Linked DNA regions of Homo sapiens: regions 2, 3, 4 and 5 are each linked to region 1. Evidence: chromatin contacts called from ENCODE Hi-C or POLR2A ChIA-PET data. All regions are on one chromosome and are shown on one strand. Each heading gives the region's core, a stretch centred on a gene start or an enhancer-like site at or near the end of the contact. The rest is flanking DNA. Distances are from core to core; before and after follow the strand shown. Region 1 holds the start of AARS1 (alanyl-tRNA synthetase 1). Region 2 holds the start of VPS4A (vacuolar protein sorting 4 homolog A). Region 3 holds the start of COG8 (component of oligomeric golgi complex 8). Region 4 holds the start of NFAT5 (nuclear factor of activated T cells 5). Region 5 holds the start of NQO1 (NAD(P)H quinone dehydrogenase 1).

What was found. A loop is a pair of places that touch in the nucleus more often than their neighbours do. ChIA-PET counts read pairs that join two places held with the same protein, here RNA polymerase II (POLR2A). Pooled maps may share reads with other maps.
Region 2: a loop to region 1 is called in a pooled map, with 12 times the contacts of the local background. The contact joins the promoter of VPS4A here to the promoter of AARS1 in region 1. A Hi-C loop is called at or near these places in 6 of 50 pooled maps. POLR2A ChIA-PET finds 5 or more read pairs at or near these places in 5 of 52 experiments (A673, GM12878, OCI-LY7 and 2 more).
Region 3: a pooled map shows a loop between it and region 1 (7-fold over the local background). The contact joins the promoter of COG8 here to the promoter of AARS1 in region 1. A Hi-C loop is called at or near these places in 7 of 50 pooled maps. POLR2A ChIA-PET finds 5 or more read pairs at or near these places in 4 of 52 experiments (A673, GM12878, activated B cell and 1 more).
Region 4: a pooled map shows a loop between it and region 1 (8-fold over the local background). The contact joins the promoter of NFAT5 here to the promoter of AARS1 in region 1. A Hi-C loop is called at or near these places in 6 of 50 pooled maps. POLR2A ChIA-PET finds 5 or more read pairs at or near these places in 4 of 52 experiments (RWPE1, WTC11, activated CD4-positive, alpha-beta T cell and 1 more).
Region 5: a loop to region 1 is called in a pooled map, with 8 times the contacts of the local background. The contact joins the promoter of NQO1 here to the promoter of AARS1 in region 1. A Hi-C loop is called at or near these places in 6 of 50 pooled maps. POLR2A ChIA-PET finds 5 or more read pairs at or near these places in 5 of 52 experiments (A673, BJ, H1 and 2 more).

What each region holds. Positions count from the first base shown.
Region 1 is chr16:70,288,106-70,290,996 of GRCh38, forward strand. AARS1 (alanyl-tRNA synthetase 1) reads right to left here and starts at 1,401. Exons shown (of 21, transcript NM_001605.3): 1 at 1,316-1,401. It also overlaps a transcript of DDX19B not described here. RefSeq lists a silencer at 617-746.
Region 2 is chr16:69,309,893-69,312,783 of GRCh38, forward strand. It overlaps VPS4A (vacuolar protein sorting 4 homolog A), which reads left to right and starts at 1,458. Exons shown (of 11, transcript NM_013245.3): 1 at 1,458-1,640. The coding sequence starts at 1,620. RefSeq lists enhancers at 330-1,280, 1,281-2,230 and silencers at 1,173-1,312, 1,373-1,922.
Region 3 is chr16:69,338,079-69,340,969 of GRCh38, forward strand. It overlaps COG8 (component of oligomeric golgi complex 8), which reads right to left and starts at 1,486. Exons shown (of 6, transcript NM_032382.5): 1 at 1,098-1,486. The coding sequence starts at 1,474. NIP7 (nucleolar pre-rRNA processing protein NIP7) reads left to right here and starts at 1,694. Exons shown (of 5, transcript NM_016101.5): 1 at 1,694-1,807; 2 at 1,928-2,014; 3 at 2,116-2,254. The coding sequence starts at 1,752. RefSeq lists silencers at 1,163-1,212, 1,223-1,272 and enhancers at 1,693-1,812, 1,993-2,072.
Region 4 is chr16:69,564,612-69,567,502 of GRCh38, forward strand. It overlaps NFAT5 (nuclear factor of activated T cells 5), which reads left to right and starts at 1,355. Exons shown (of 15, transcript NM_138713.4): 1 at 1,355-1,763. The coding sequence starts at 1,691. MIR1538 (microRNA 1538) reads right to left here and starts at 1,257; the gene lies at 1,197-1,257. RefSeq lists an enhancer at 1-319 and silencers at 981-1,360, 1,080-1,256, 1,551-1,820, 1,841-2,150.
Region 5 is chr16:69,725,155-69,728,045 of GRCh38, forward strand. It overlaps NQO1 (NAD(P)H quinone dehydrogenase 1), which reads right to left and starts at 1,406. Exons shown (of 6, transcript NM_000903.3): 1 at 1,279-1,406. The coding sequence starts at 1,285. It overlaps NQO1-DT (NQO1 divergent transcript), which reads left to right and starts at 1,573. Exons shown (of 2, transcript NR_186363.1): 1 at 1,573-2,021. RefSeq lists enhancers at 889-1,881, 968-2,167, 1,414-1,673, 1,882-2,875.

The DNA.
Region 1 (2,891 bases), core at 151-2,650:
TTTTTTTTTTTTTTTGAGACGGAGTCTCGCTCTGTTGCGCAGGCTGGAGTGCAGTGGCGCGATCTCAGCTCACTGCAAGCTCCGCCTCCCGGGTTCACGCCATTCTCCTGCCTCAGCCTCCCGAGTAGCTGGGACTACTGGGACTACGGGCGCCAGTCACCACGCCCGGCTATTTTTGTATATTTGGTAGAGATGGGGTTTCACCGTGTTAGCCAGGATGGTCTCAATCTCCTGACCTCGTGATCTGCCCACCTCGGCCTCCCCAAGTGCTGGGATTACAGGCGTGAGCCACCGCGCCCGGCCGCCTTCCCCTTCTTGATAAGGCTCCCCCTCTTTTACTGTCTCACAGCCTCAAGTGTTTCCCTTCATAATTTCCATACGCGCTTCATGGATTGTTTAATGTGCGCCTCCCCCATCAGGCTGTCAGTTCCATCCCAGCAGCAACGACTGTTCTGGGCTCTTTTTTTTTTTTTTTTTTTGAAACGGAGTCTCCCTCTGTCACCCAGGCTGGAGTGCAATGGTGTGATCTCAGCTCACTGCAACCTCCGCCTGCCGGGTTCAAGCGATTCTCATGCCTCAGCCTCCGGAGTGGCTGAGAGTACAGGCGCGCGCCGCCACGCTCGGCTAATTTTTGTATTTTTAGTAAAGACGGGGTTTCACCATGTTGGCCAGGCTAGTCTCGAACCCCTGACCTCAGGTGATCCGCCCGCCTCGACCTCCCAAAGCGCTGGGATTACAGGCGTGAGCCTCCGCGCCTGGCCCTGGGCTATTACAGCACATCCTCAGCATCTAGTACAGTGGCTGCTAAATACGTATTTCGTGATCAGGTATACTAATCCTTTAACACCAAGTTCGGAATTAACTCACATGCTTCAAAGCACACCGAGAAATACAAACTGTTTTACAGAACAGCTTAAGATGACGGTCTCGGTGCGCCTGGACCGGCATCAGCTGTTTAGTTAATTTTAAGAAATCAAGGAATGGCTGGCTTACAGCAGGATTGCACCCAGCTGGCCCATCCTTCCTCCCGTGCCCCCACCCGCCCCTAGGGGATTAAAACCAAGGGAGCTAAAACCCCAGGTTGGCAACCGTGAGGTATTGGTGCTCAGCAAATCCACCCGAGGCCGCGACACTCGCAGCGCTCCCGGGGGCGAACGCAAGGCCACACTGTCCAGCTCCCGCTCCAGCCCAGACTGGGCTTCTCCAGGCCACGCGGGGCCTGATCCTGGGGCCCACTGCGGCTGCGGAGCTTTCCCCCCAGTCTGCGGGCCCAGCCGCTCTCCTAGCACCGCAGAGCTCTCCGAGGGCGGCCTACCTCTCCTAGGGTCGCCGTCCCCAGCTCCTCCCTCAGAGTCCCCCGCCAAGGGCCCGCTGCACCTATTCCCGCAGACGCGCAGCTGTACCGGCCTCAGACCACGACCTACCACAACCCGCCACGCTCCGTCCAATCAGAGCGCGCCGACGGAAAGTGCCCCGCCGCGCCTTACCTCATGAGATATTATTGGTCAACCAACATGCCAGTCAAACTGAGGACGAATCCGTTCATTAGTGGATTCCTGGGAAGGCGGCTCTAACTTGGCTGATGCAACTGCGAGAAAAGGTGGGATGGGGTGCGTCACATGATCGAGTTAGACCCCCCCCCGCCCCCCCCGCCCCCCCCCGCCCCCGGCTCCCGGAGGTCGACATTTTGGTTTCCATAGGCAAAGTCCTAACACCACAATTGACATAGTTAAAAAGGGGAGACGGTAACGTGTTTGGTAGAGGTTACATATCTTGCTATAGTTGTTTATTTTAGTTGCTGAGTGATACACAGCCCTCAAAGAGTCTGACATTGTGCCCATGGTTACACTTGTCCGGGGGAGACCTTGAATTTGGTGTGGAAGAAATAACATCAGTAGTTCAGGTACGATTGGATCAGCATCTGGTCCTCGATTTGCCTTTGGAAAAAAAAAAGTTAATATTTATAGGCCTGGGGGAGGAGGGTGAATATATATATATACATATACATATATACATGCCAGGTGCGGTGGCTCACGCCTATAATTGCAACACTTTGGGAGGCCAAGGTGGGAAGATCACCTGAACCCAGGAGTTGGAGACCAGCCTGGTCAACATAACTAGACCCTGTCTCTACGAAAAATTTTTTAAAAGGCCGGGCGCGGTGGCCCACACCTGTAATCCTAGCACTTTGGGAGGCTGAGGCCAACGGATGACGAGGTCAGGAGACCGAGAGCATCCTGGCCAACATGGTGAAACCCCGTCTCTACTAAAAACACAAAATTAGCCGGGCGCGCATCTGTAGTCCCAGCCACTCGGGAGGCTGAGGCAAGGGAATCCCTTGACCTCGGGAGGCGGAAGTTGCGGTGAGCCGAGATGGCGCCACTGCACTCCAGCCTGGCTACGGAGCAAGACTCCGTCTCAAAAAAAAAAATAAAAAATAAAAATTAGCCAGGCATAGTGGCGCATGCTTGTAGTCCCAGCTACTTGGGAGGTTGAAGTGGGAGGATCACTTGAGCCTAGGAAGTTGAGGCTGCAGTGAGCCCTGATCGTGACACTGCATTCCTTGGGCGACAGAGCGAGGCCCTGTCTGAAAAATATGTATGTATTTATACGTGAGGCATTGCATCAAACATTTCACATGCTTATTTCATTTGATTTTTAAACTGTGTATGAGGTCAGCTGGAGTCCCCTTTTTACAAATGAGGAAATTACCTTGCACAAGTTCACACCCAATAGTAAGTTGTGGAGACAGGATCCAAACCTGTGTCTATTTAACTCCAAAGCCCATGCTCTTAACCACTGCACTATTACCTCCATCATCTGATATATCCAAATACACGGGTAATAAATTGTGCTGCTGGTCATAACTCAAGTTACAGACAATACAGAAA
Region 2 (2,891 bases), core at 208-2,707, 980 kb before region 1:
GTAGAGACAGGGTTTCACCATGTTGGCCAGGCTGGTCTTGAACTCCTGACCTCAAGTGATCCACCTGCCTCGGCCTCCCAAAGTACTGGGATTATAGGCGTGAGCCACCGCGCCCGGCCTCTCCTTTGTATTTAATTAGCATTTTGTGAAGAGAGATTAAGGTGTGCCAATTTTTTGGTTTTTTTTTTTTTTTTTTTTTTTTTTTTTTTTTTTTTTTTTTGGAGGCAGGGTCTTGCTTCATTTCCCAGGGTGGAGTACAATGGCCTGGTCACGGCTCACTACAGCCTCGACCTCCCAGGCTCCAGCAATTCTCCCAACTCAGCTTACGGAGTAGCTGGGACTACAGGTGTGCGCCACCATGCCCAGATACGTTTTTTATTTTTTGTAGCGATGGGGGTTCACCTGTTGCCGAGGCTGTTCTCGAATTCCTCGGCCCAAGCAATCGGCCTGCCTCGGCTTCCCAAAGTGTTGGGATTACAGGCATGAGCCCCCATACCCAGCCTCAACTTGGATGTTTTTTGCCCTCCATTTTTTTTCTCTCACAGGATAGACTTGTGGACAAATGGATCACTTGCCTCTGGTGCGTTTTTTTGTTTGTTTGTTTTGTTTTGTTTCTTAATTTAGCGACGAGGTCTTACTATGTTGCCCAAGCTGGTCTTGATCCTCGGCTCAAGCAATCCTCCTGCCTTGGCCTCCCAAAGTGCTGGAATTACAGGCGTGGGCCAGTACACCCAGCCCTAGAACTGCTTTGATCATTGTATCCCCAGAAACTAGCACACAACGCTGCACACAGTAGGTGTGCATGCCTGTAATCCCAGCTACTCGGGAGGCTGAAGCAGGAGAATCGCTTGAACCCGGGAGGCGGAGGTCGCAATGAGCCGAGATCATGCCACTGCACTCCAGCCTAGGCGACAGAGCAAGACTCCGTATCAATCAATCAGTCAATCAATCCAAGCAAAACAAAACTGGCTTTGAACAGTCAGCGGCATCCCACCAGGGATTGAGCCCCAGTGTGGGGCACACTCTGTTTACATTAGCTAGCTCATTTATTCCCCACAAAAGCCAGACAAGGCAGGTACTAATTATGATCGTGCGATATTAAACATGGAGAAACCAACGCTCTGATAAGTTCGTTTTATTGTGAGAATAAAACTGCTCAATGGGCGCTGTTATTCCAAGCGAGGTCAGGATTTCCGGATTCTACCCCGCTCCGCCCCTGGCCCCGCCCCGAGAATGTACGTCCCGCCAGGCCCCGCCCCGGCCTTGTCCCACCCACCCCGTCCCCGCCCCCTGTCCGTCTCGCCCTAGTCCCACCTCCTCGTCCCCAGTCAGTCCTGCCTCTCGAACCGCCCCCTGCCTTCGCCGAGGCAGGGAGAGGTGCCTGCAGTGCGAGCCGTGGACGCTAGGGGGCAGCCGCTCGGCTCGGGCCCGACCGCTCTGGGCTGCGCTCCTCGCTTGCCCTCGGACTCGGCTCCCGCTGCGAGCGGCCGCCCTGCCCGCGCACCGCGCTCAGCGCCCACCGCCGGGCTTCCCGCGCCGGACCCAGTACCTCGGCTCCCCGGGGCCGGACCGAGGCCGCAAGCAGCGCCGCGGGGTGTGGGGCGGACCCAGGAGATGAAATGACAACGTCAACCCTCCAGGTACTTCGTGCGGCCCGGCCCGACTTCGGAGGCCGAAGGCAGCGGGGCCTGCGGGCCGCAGAGCCGGGCGGCGGGCGGGTGGTCAGGTGGGCGCCTCCCAGCCCCGGCCTCGCGACCCCGCTCCGGCCGCCCCCTCGCCGCTTCCGCCCGTGTCTGTTTCCACGCGCTCGGAGCCGGGTGGCATCTCCACCCTCAGGCCTTCCGGCCCTGCCCGGCTGGCCCAGCCCCAGGGCCGCTTCGTGTAGCCGGCGCCCCGGTACCGCCGTGGGGATCAGCCTCACCCGAGCCGCACAGGCACCCTCAGGAAGCTCGGCCCGGGGTCCGGCTGGGCGTTCAGACAGCGATGCTCGCTCCCTCCTCTCCTGTCTCGCTCCCTCCTCTCCTGTCCCGGGTCCTGGAAGTCCCTCGACCTCACTTCGAACAAGCCCCGGCCCCTTCCCCAATCTTCGACTTCCTCTTCTCGGCCAGCGACCCTTCATTCATTCCCTAGATCCTGCAGGGTGGTGCTGGGATGGCGCCACCTGGGTGAACAACTGACCCACCCTCTAGGTGCTGTCAGTCCTGCGGGGCCAGAAGAGATCAACATGCTCAGGCCTCATTCCGGGGTTTGAATCTCAGCTCTGCCACTCACCAGCAAGTGACCTTGGGCTAGTTTTTTTTTTTCATCTTCGGGTCTCGAGTTTCCTGGTCTGTAAAATGGGGTAATGCCCTCTAGGTTGTTGTGATGATAGCTTTAAATTGAATAATTACGGTAAAGCATTCTTGTATGTCTGGCACATAGTAGGTGTCCATTAAGTGACAGCCAACAAAGTGCCTGGGAGAGTTAGGCAAGACTTCATGGAAGAAGGGACATCAGAGTTCCAGTAGCATTCAGAGACCTGGAGGTGGAGGAGGGCAGAAGTAGGAGCAGACATGGAATGAGTTGGGGTACCAGGTTAGGAATTAAGAGTCCATAGCCAGATCCCACCGTACCACCAGCAGAAGCCGCAGATCCCGTCTGCCCAGGCAGGTTTTTTATGGCCCGTGAACCGAGAATGTTTTTCAGTTTCAAACACAGGTGTATTTATTTATTTTTAAATTTTATTTATTTATTTTTTTGAGATGGAGTCTCACTCTGTCACCCAGACTGGAGTGCAGTGGTGTGATCTTGGCTCACTGCAGCCTCTGCCTCTCAGGTTCAAGCGATTCTCCTGCCTCAGCCTCCTGAGTAGCTGGGATTACGGGCACCCGCAACCACGCCCGGCTAATTTT
Region 3 (2,891 bases), core at 236-2,735, 950 kb before region 1:
TGCAGTGGCACAATCACAGCCCACCGCAGCCTCGACCTCCCAAACTGGAGTGCGGTGGCACAATCATGGCTCACTGCAGCCTCAATCTCCCGGGCCCAACTGACCCCCCCACCTCAACCTCCTGTGTACCTGGGACTACAGGCGCACGCCACCACGACCAGCTAATTTTTTATTTTATAGAGACAGGGTTTTGCCATGTTGGCCAGGCTGCTCTCGAACTCCTGGGTTCAAGCCTCAGGCTCCCAAAGTGCTGGGATTACAGGCTGAGCCACCACATCCAGCCATCCAAATGGAGAGACTTTTTGATATCTGATGCCCTCAAATGCGAGGATTTCCTTGTCACCTTCCCGTCAATGGAAGTTTTGAAGCAGATGACCTCCGGTCCACGCTTTCGTATAAAATAAGTATATAAATGTGCACATATATTCAGCTCACACCTATAATGTTAACTGTGTCAGACCCGATAATAAGAGCTTTGCATGAATCCTTTTTCTTTGTGCCCACAACTGCCCTTCGAGGGAGGGACGTGCTTCTGGGTAACCAGTTCTGAATTCGAAACCTCCTAGCTGTGTCCTTGGACGTCACTAATCTCTGTCTTGACTTGCTCATATGTAAAATGGAAATAACAGGGCTGGGCGCAGTGGATTATGCCTGTAATCCCAGCGCTTTGGGAGGCCGAGGCGGACAGATCACGACATCAAAAGATCGAGACCATCCCAGCCAACATGCTGAAACCCCGTCTCTACTAAAAATCCAAAAAAATTAGCTGGGCGTGGTGGCGCGCGCCTATGGTCCCTGCTACTCAGGAGGCTGAGGCAGGAGAATCGCTTGAACCCAGGAGGCAGAGGTAGGTTGCAGCGAGCCGAGATCTCGCCACTGCACTCCAGCCTGGCGACAGGGCGAGACTCCGTCTCAAAAAAGATAAAAAAGGAATAACAGTACCTATCTCGAAGGCTGTTGTGAGGTTTAAATGGATTAATAAAGCGCTCAGCAGAGAACCTGGAACGTGGTAAACGCTTTATGTGTTAGTTATTTCTACCATCGTAAATGTCAGCTTTTACAGTTATAAAACCCCTTTAGCGCCAGGCGCGTCGCACCTGCAGCTCTGCTGGAAGCTGGGCAAACGGTCGAGCAGGCGGCCGAGCGACGCCTCCACGTCGCCAAACAGGCGGTGGATGCGCTCGGTGCACTCGGCGCCGCGGATGAAGGTCTTGTAGTTAGCGAAGGCCAAGTCGCGCGTCTGCTGCAGCAGCTGCGCCCGCTCCTCCGCCAGGCGCTCGGGCTCGCGCCGCAGCCGCTCCAGCCCCGAGCCGCTCAACTCCCGGAGGTAGCGGCCCACATCGGGCCGCTCGCGCCACTGGGCCTCGGGGAAGCGGTCCCGGAACAGCGACGCCAGGAGCCCTTCATCCTCCACCTCGCCGAGAGCCGCTGCTGTGGCCGTGGCTACCGATGGGATAGTCGCCGCGGTCGCCATCTTCCCAGCAACAACGTCACTTCCCTTCCGGACCACAAGGGGCGCTGACTCCGAACTTAGGACAGGAAGAAACAGGCACATTTCCGGTCTCTATGCTTTCTCATCCGGCCGGCTTGCTTTCCCCTGCGGTCGTCCAGACTATTGGGCGCTAGCGAGACGAACTATTGGTACGGGGCTAGAGAGGAAGGCTTTGGGATTGCCGGGGAGCAGCGAGCGACCGACTTCCGTTTCCAGTTACCAAGGCACGAGGATCCGGTGTTCCAACCCAGGGGGAAAAATGCGGCCTTTGACTGAAGAGGAGACCCGTGTCATGTTTGAGAAGATAGCGAAATAGTAGGAGCGCGCGGGGCGGACGCGGGAGTGTGTGGGTGTGGTGGCCAAGGGTGGAGTGGGGGCGCGGTGCCGGAGACCGGTTCGTTCGGGCGCGGTCTCCAGTCCTCTTTTTGCCCTCAGCATTGGGGAGAATCTTCAACTGCTGGTGGACCGGCCCGATGGCACCTACTGTTTCCGTCTGCACAACGACCGGGTGTACTATGTGAGGTGAGGCGGGGCCGGGCAGGCAGCATGGACCCAGGGGAGAGGGGTCCTGGGTCCCACGAGCCTCCTTCATCCGCAACCTTGCTCCCCCTTTACCCTTTTAGTGAGAAGATTATGAAGCTGGCCGCCAATATTTCCGGGGACAAGCTGGTGTCGCTGGGGACCTGCTTTGGAAAATTCACTAAAACCCACAAGTTTCGGTTGCACGTCACAGCTCTGGATTACCTTGCACCTTATGCCAAGGTTTGTGGGGCGGTTTCCAATTCTGCCACGGGCGATGAAGTCAAGGATTAGGCAGATTGTCCGGCAGCTTCTCTCCCACAGAGTCCCTGACAGTGTGCTTGGAGGAGTTTCAGCACATGGAGATGTGTAGAGGTCTTGCAGCTTGAGCATGGTCAGGGCTATGGGATAGGAATGCTATGTGGCTGCGTAGGGTTAGTTTTCTCCAGCGAAGTAGAAGAGCCTAGGGAGACCCAGCTAGAGATCAGAAAGCAAATAAGTGGCAGCAATGAAGACACCGGGGTCCAGAAAAAGAGCTGTTAACCTGGCCATGGAGGATGATCCTTGTAGAGTTGAGAAAATAACTTTTTCTATTTTTTTCTTTTTCTTTCTTGCTCTGTTTTTTCTTTTCATTTCTCTTTCTCTTTCTTCCTGACACAGTTTCACTCTGTCGCCCAGGCTAGAGTGCAGTGGTGCGATCTCACTGCAGCCTCCACTTTCCAGTTTCCAGTGATTCTTGTGCCTCAGTAGCTGGGATTACAGGCATGTGCCACCACACCTGGCTGATTTTTTTGTGTGTTTTTAGTAGAGACAGTGTTTCACTGTGTTGGCCAGGCTGGTCTCGAACTCCTGGCCTCAAGTGATCCACCTGCCTTGGCCT
Region 4 (2,891 bases), core at 105-2,604, 720 kb before region 1:
CTCTGATGACACACGTTTAAATTCTAGGTCTACAGGTAAAACTTTGTAAAGGGCCTTGCCTCAGCGACATCTGTACTGGGCCCTCCTTTGCTGAGAGCTTCTTACCCCAACCCTAGCACTCCAAGTCCCGAGAACTGCTCAATTTCATGGGAAAAAGTCTCTATAATTATATATATATGTATATATGTGTGTATATATGTATGTATATATATGTGTGCATATATATACACATACACATATTACAACAGACTGATTTTCATGAGTTGTAACTATCCTTGTAGATAAAAAACGAAACCATTCGAATAGCTTAAAAACCATGCCCACGTGGCTACTGGCATCAATATTCCACACAAGATTAAAATTACTTCCCAAGATGCACACCCTGCACTCCAGGTAATATTTCAATAACTTGATTAAAAATTTCTCAGAAGTCTATTAGAATCAGAAAACGCTCTGCGGTGTGGGTGAGGATTTTAAATTTTTGCAACGGAAACTTTTGGCTCCACGAACAGAAAAGCAAGAGCAAAAACTCAGTTAAATGCGTTCTTCCTCCATCTTTGCCTAGTCCAAAAGGAAAAAAAAAGAAACAGAAAAAAGAAAAACTGTTTGGAAGAGTAGCGTTGAGGTTTGCTTTTTACCTGTTTTTCCTCTAGAACAGCCAGGTGGATTCACATGATCCAATTTTTTAATTGTCTTCTATGTCCCACTCCGAATAACCCGGATGCCCCAGCACAATCAGAGAGATCGTTTTTTTTAAAAAAAATTTCAGCCTCCAAAGGTAGGAGGGGAGTGTTAGGGGAGAAAGTACTTTAATTAAAAATCAATAACTCGAGGTTTTTGGGATACGGTTTGCCATTTCCTAATTAAGAAATGGGTTTGACAGTCCCTTTGTACACACTGCTATGCAAACCCCAAAGGGTTGGCGGCTGTCCGGGCGATGACACTCCGGTCCCCTGCGAGACCCCGGGCCAGCCAGGCCCGTCCGCCGCCGGCCTCTGGGGTCCGTCCCCGGCTCGCGCAGACCTCTCGCTTCTCTCGGCTCTGTCTCCTGCGCTCAGCTCTGCTCGGGGCCGGCCGCCTCAGGCTCGCCGCCACCAGGTCGTTGCAAATACCTTTTCCCTCCCCGGGGCCCCAGCGCGCGGCCACCTCCCAGCCTCCCCCCCTCCCACCCTGGCAGCGGGGCCCTTTCCCGGCTCAGGAACAGCAGCAGCCCGGGCCGCGCCGGCAGGAAGCGAGGCCCATGTTGCTGCTGTTCCCTGGCGCGCCTCCCCGCCCTCCGGGGGCCGCCACGGCTCTTCCGCGCTCCCGGGCACCCCCCTCCGCGCCTGCGCTGTGCCCCACGGGGGCGGGGCTCAGATTCCTGTCAGCGGCGGCGGCGGTGGCGGCGACCGTCAGTTTTCGCTGAGGAGAAACACGAAACGGACCCTTTGGCTCTCCCCCTTCCCCTTCCCCGTCCTGAACCCCTCTCCTGGTCACCGAGAATCAGTCCCCGTGGAGTTCCCCCTCCACCTCGCCATCGTTTCCTCGGTCCTCGGCCCAGTGGAAGTCACTACCCTCGAGGAGGAGGCAGCGGCAGCCGCCCTCGCGTCGCCGCCCCCGGTTCGGTGCCCGCGGTCCCGGAGAGGAGGTGCCGCCGCCACCGCCGCTCCCCCCCTCCCGCTGCCCTCGGGCCGGGCTGGGTCGAGCTGCGATGCCCTCGGACTTCATCTCATTGCTCAGCGCGGACCTAGACCTGGAATCGCCCAAGTCCCTCTACTCGCGAGGTGAGTCAGGCTGTGGGGGGTGGGGCGTGGGGGCGGGGAGACAGGGAGACAGGGAGACAGGGCCAGGGGAGGCGAGGGGTCCCCGTCCCGCCGGGGGCGGCTGAGCCGCGACCCCCATGGCTTCTTTGGCCGGAGCGGGCAGAGGCCGAAGGGATCGGGGTGACGGTGGAGGGGGCGGGCGGAGCAGTGGCGGCCCCTCCCCCGCGGAGCCGCCGGCCGCTCGGGGCCCAGATTCCGTCGGCCCCCGGGGCTCTGCGGCACCGGTCGCTTCTAGCCGCTCTCAGCCCGTCCGGCCCCGCCAGGCTCCGCGAGCCGCCGGCCCCGGCCTCCCGGGCTCGGGGATGGCCCCAGACTGGGCCCCGCGCTGGGGCCACCGCGATCGGGGCGCCGCGTCTTCTCTTACCGGGACCCTCCTCCCCAGCAAAGTTGCCCCCAAGCGGGCGGCGTGGCCTGGAGCCGGTTCTGAGTGCAGGGTCACCATTTTCCTCCCTTTCCAGCTTGTTTTTGCGCCGTCGTTCCACCCCCTCTCCCTCCGGCCTAGTCCACTCCCTCCCCATGTTGGGACAGCCCCCCTCGACCAGGCGTTCTTCCTTTCCTCGTCATCTTCTTGCTGGAAAGGGCCCGATGGAAAGGGCCCGAATTTTCTTTTCTTTTTTTTTCTCTTCCCACCTCCGTGGCATTCTAATTACTTCTCCCTTCTCCTTTACAAAGATGGGGGTGCCCTCTCTGGATTGGTTTTATTCCTCTCCTCTCCCAGGAGGACCAGCCCAGGCACAGACGCTGTCCTTTGAGAATTTTCTCTGCTTTTCCGTTCAAGGGCTGGTTGCAGGGAGGGAGCTCAGGCAGAGACTTTTCATTTAAGAACTCTTTTGGCTAAGGCCTGCAGGGGATTCCCAGCATCTGAAATATTAGCACTGGAGCTGATCCCTACTCAGGTGAAATTCCTTTACTGGACACCACAAGAATGTGTCAGAACAGGTTCCCTGTGCAAGGGGCTTCAAAACCAAAATATTCCCACTGCGCTCTTTACGCTTTTTAAACCACCGGGAGGGGGCAAAAGACATAACTGGGTTGTTAACTATTCATTTCACCGTGTAAAAAAAAATGTAGGTGTTTCTTCTGCTTTTG
Region 5 (2,891 bases), core at 156-2,655, 560 kb before region 1:
CAATCCCCAGCTTAGTCCCTTTCTCAGAGATCCTGATAATTTCAGTTTGTCAACTGCAAGGGCAGTCTGTTCCTCCACTCACTTTGACCAAGATGGGCTTCTTTGTGTACAGGCGCATTTTTAGAGGCAGGACCAGGTCCACAGGGAAGGAAATTACAAAACACAGGATTCTGCCCCAGATGAGGCAACAGCTTTCTAAATCTTAGTACTGTCCAATCTCAGAGTGAGATTATTTGGGAAACAGCTCTCAATCCCTGCAGTTGTCTCAGCTGGTTATTTATGCCTTGGGTGGAGCTGGGGTGACCTCTGAGTTCCCCTAGGGTCGATGGCCGAGTGGGAAGGCTCTATCACTGAAGTGGACCCAATACTAGAAACGGATCCAGTACGATCTGATCAGGTTTGCCTAATCCAAGGGCCTCAATGGAAAATGCCTCCCAAGGCCAGGCACGGTGGCTCACGTCAGTAATCTCAGCACTTGGGGAGGCTGAGGTGGGTGGATCACCTGAGGTCAGGAGTTCAAGACCGCGCTGGCCAACTTGGCGAAACCCGTCTGTACTAAAAATATAAAAATTAGCCGCGCATGATGGCGCACTCCTGTAATCCCAGCTACTCGGGAGGCTGAGATGGGAGAATCGCTTGAACCCGGGAGGCGGAAGTTTCGCTGAGCTGAGATAGCGCCATTGCACTACAGCCTGGGCGACAAGAGCAAAACTCCGTCTCAAACAAAACAAAACAAAACAAAACAAAACAAAACCTGTGCCTGGCAGCCTGGAGCCGGTTCTGGTCTCCGTCAAACCAAAGGCATCAGTTTCCTCCACTCCTGTCCACCAATCGCCAGATATTCTCATTTTCTTCAGAAGCTCGGAATCCACATTTTTAAGTGAAATCACCCATTTTAATGTTAGCAACTTATTTCAAAGTGTTTTAGATACTATAGACCAAAAGAGGTATGGGCTGTGACCGTAAGCCTGATTTGGCCTCTGACGGCCAGTTTCTGACCACAGTTTTGGAGGGAATTTCTGCTTCCAAGGTCAAGTTTCTCCTAAATGCCCACTAGAGTTCGTGGGGTGGAGTGAGGAAGGATCCGCGACACCGGATACAAACAGAAGCTCTCCTTCTCCCGGAGTCCGATCAAGGCTCATCCCAGGTCCCTAATCTCTTCCCTTTGTGGGTTTTGAGTCAAGGAACAAAATTCAGGGCCAAGCCCCTACAACCTCCTCCACAGGCACCAGTGCTCGAGAGACGACCGCCAAGCACCCCGCCCTTTGCAGCACTCACCGACCATGGCTCTGGTGCAGTCCGGGGCGCTGATTGGCTGGGCTCGTGGTTGCCGGGGCGACCCTGGCCGGAACTAGGCTCTCGGTGAGCTGGGCGGCTCCGGCTGCAACCTTGTGGGAGTCGCGTGTGTAGTGCACGGTGCATTCTCTCTTATATATCCTGTCCGGCCCGTTTGAGGTGGACAGCCTACAAGGGCGGGACCCAACGCCTGAATCCTGGGGTGCTGGGCGGAGGATGCTGAGGCTGCAGCTCCAGGAAGGGAGGGAGCCTGGGGGATGAAGGAGGGGCCTCTCCACTCTCACCCGCCGGAGCAACTGGTGGAAGTCAAGAAAAGTCTCTCGGGGCTGGGGGAGGGGATTGTAGGGGTGTGTGTGACAGAGGCCTCAAAAATCTGGCTGGGGGTGCTAAGGCAAGCCCATCTGCGCACTGTGCCCTGAGGTGCAAGAGGATGCAGGGTGGAAGTCGTCCCAAGAGAGTCCAGGGATCAAGTGGGCATGCCCTTTTAGCCTTGGCACGAAATGGAGCAGAAAAAGAGCCGGATGCGGATTACTGTGGTGCCCTAGGCTCAGATTCTGCTGAGTCACTGTGACTGCGGATTTGGAAGGCTGAGAGTCCTGGGGAGACATGCTCCGTGGAGACGAATTTGTTTCTTCCTTTGCAAGATTCAGATTCTGCACTTGGGGGCCCATACAACACACTTCCCTGGGTGCATGCCACTGCACCACCCCTGCTCCTCAAGGCAGGTAATGGGGGAACTAATTGGTTTTGTTTCCCATGAGCTAAGGCAAGGCTGGTGTGGAGATAGCAGTTATAGGGAAGCATATTAAAGAATAGCCAAAACGGGACCAGGCGCGGTGGCTCACGCCTGTAATCCCAGCAATATGGGAGGCCGAGGTGGGTGGATCACCTGAGGTCAGGAGTTCGAGACCAGCCTGGCCAACCTGGTGAAGCCCCGTCTGTACTGAAAAATTAGCTGGGCGTGATGGCGGGCGCCTGTAAGTCCCAGCTACTCGGGAGGCTGAGGCAGGAGAATCGCTTGAACCCGGAAGGCGGAGGTTGCAGTGGGTCGAGATCGTGCCACTGCACTCCCGCCTGGGTGACGAAGTGAGACTCCGTCTCAAAAAAAACTCTATAAAGTAAAAGTTACTGTAAAGAAGGAGATATACTCTCAGTAGGTGAAGGAAAAAGAACTAGAGCTTTAAAGTGGTAATTAACCATCAGAAGAATCACAGATGGGGGAGGTGAGGATGACACAGGGCCCTTCCGTTGTCCCTCCAGTGCAAAAGTTAAGGAGGCACCAGAAAACTGGTTTCCAACTCCCGACCTCAGGTGATCCTACCGCCTCGGCCTCCCGAAGTGCTGGGATTACAGGCATGAGCCACCGCGCCCGGCCCCATCGTGACATTTTTGCATTCATTTTGATGCAACAAGAGAGGACTATATTATTTACACGTATTTACAAATTACTTTGGGAGGCTGAGGCAGGAGGATCACTTGAGCCCAAGAGTTTGAGAAAAGCCTGAGCAACAAAGTGAGACCCCATCTGACAAAATAGTATAAAAGGACGTTTTAAAAAAGGGCTAGGTAGGCAGCCCTGTCCAATAGAACTTTCC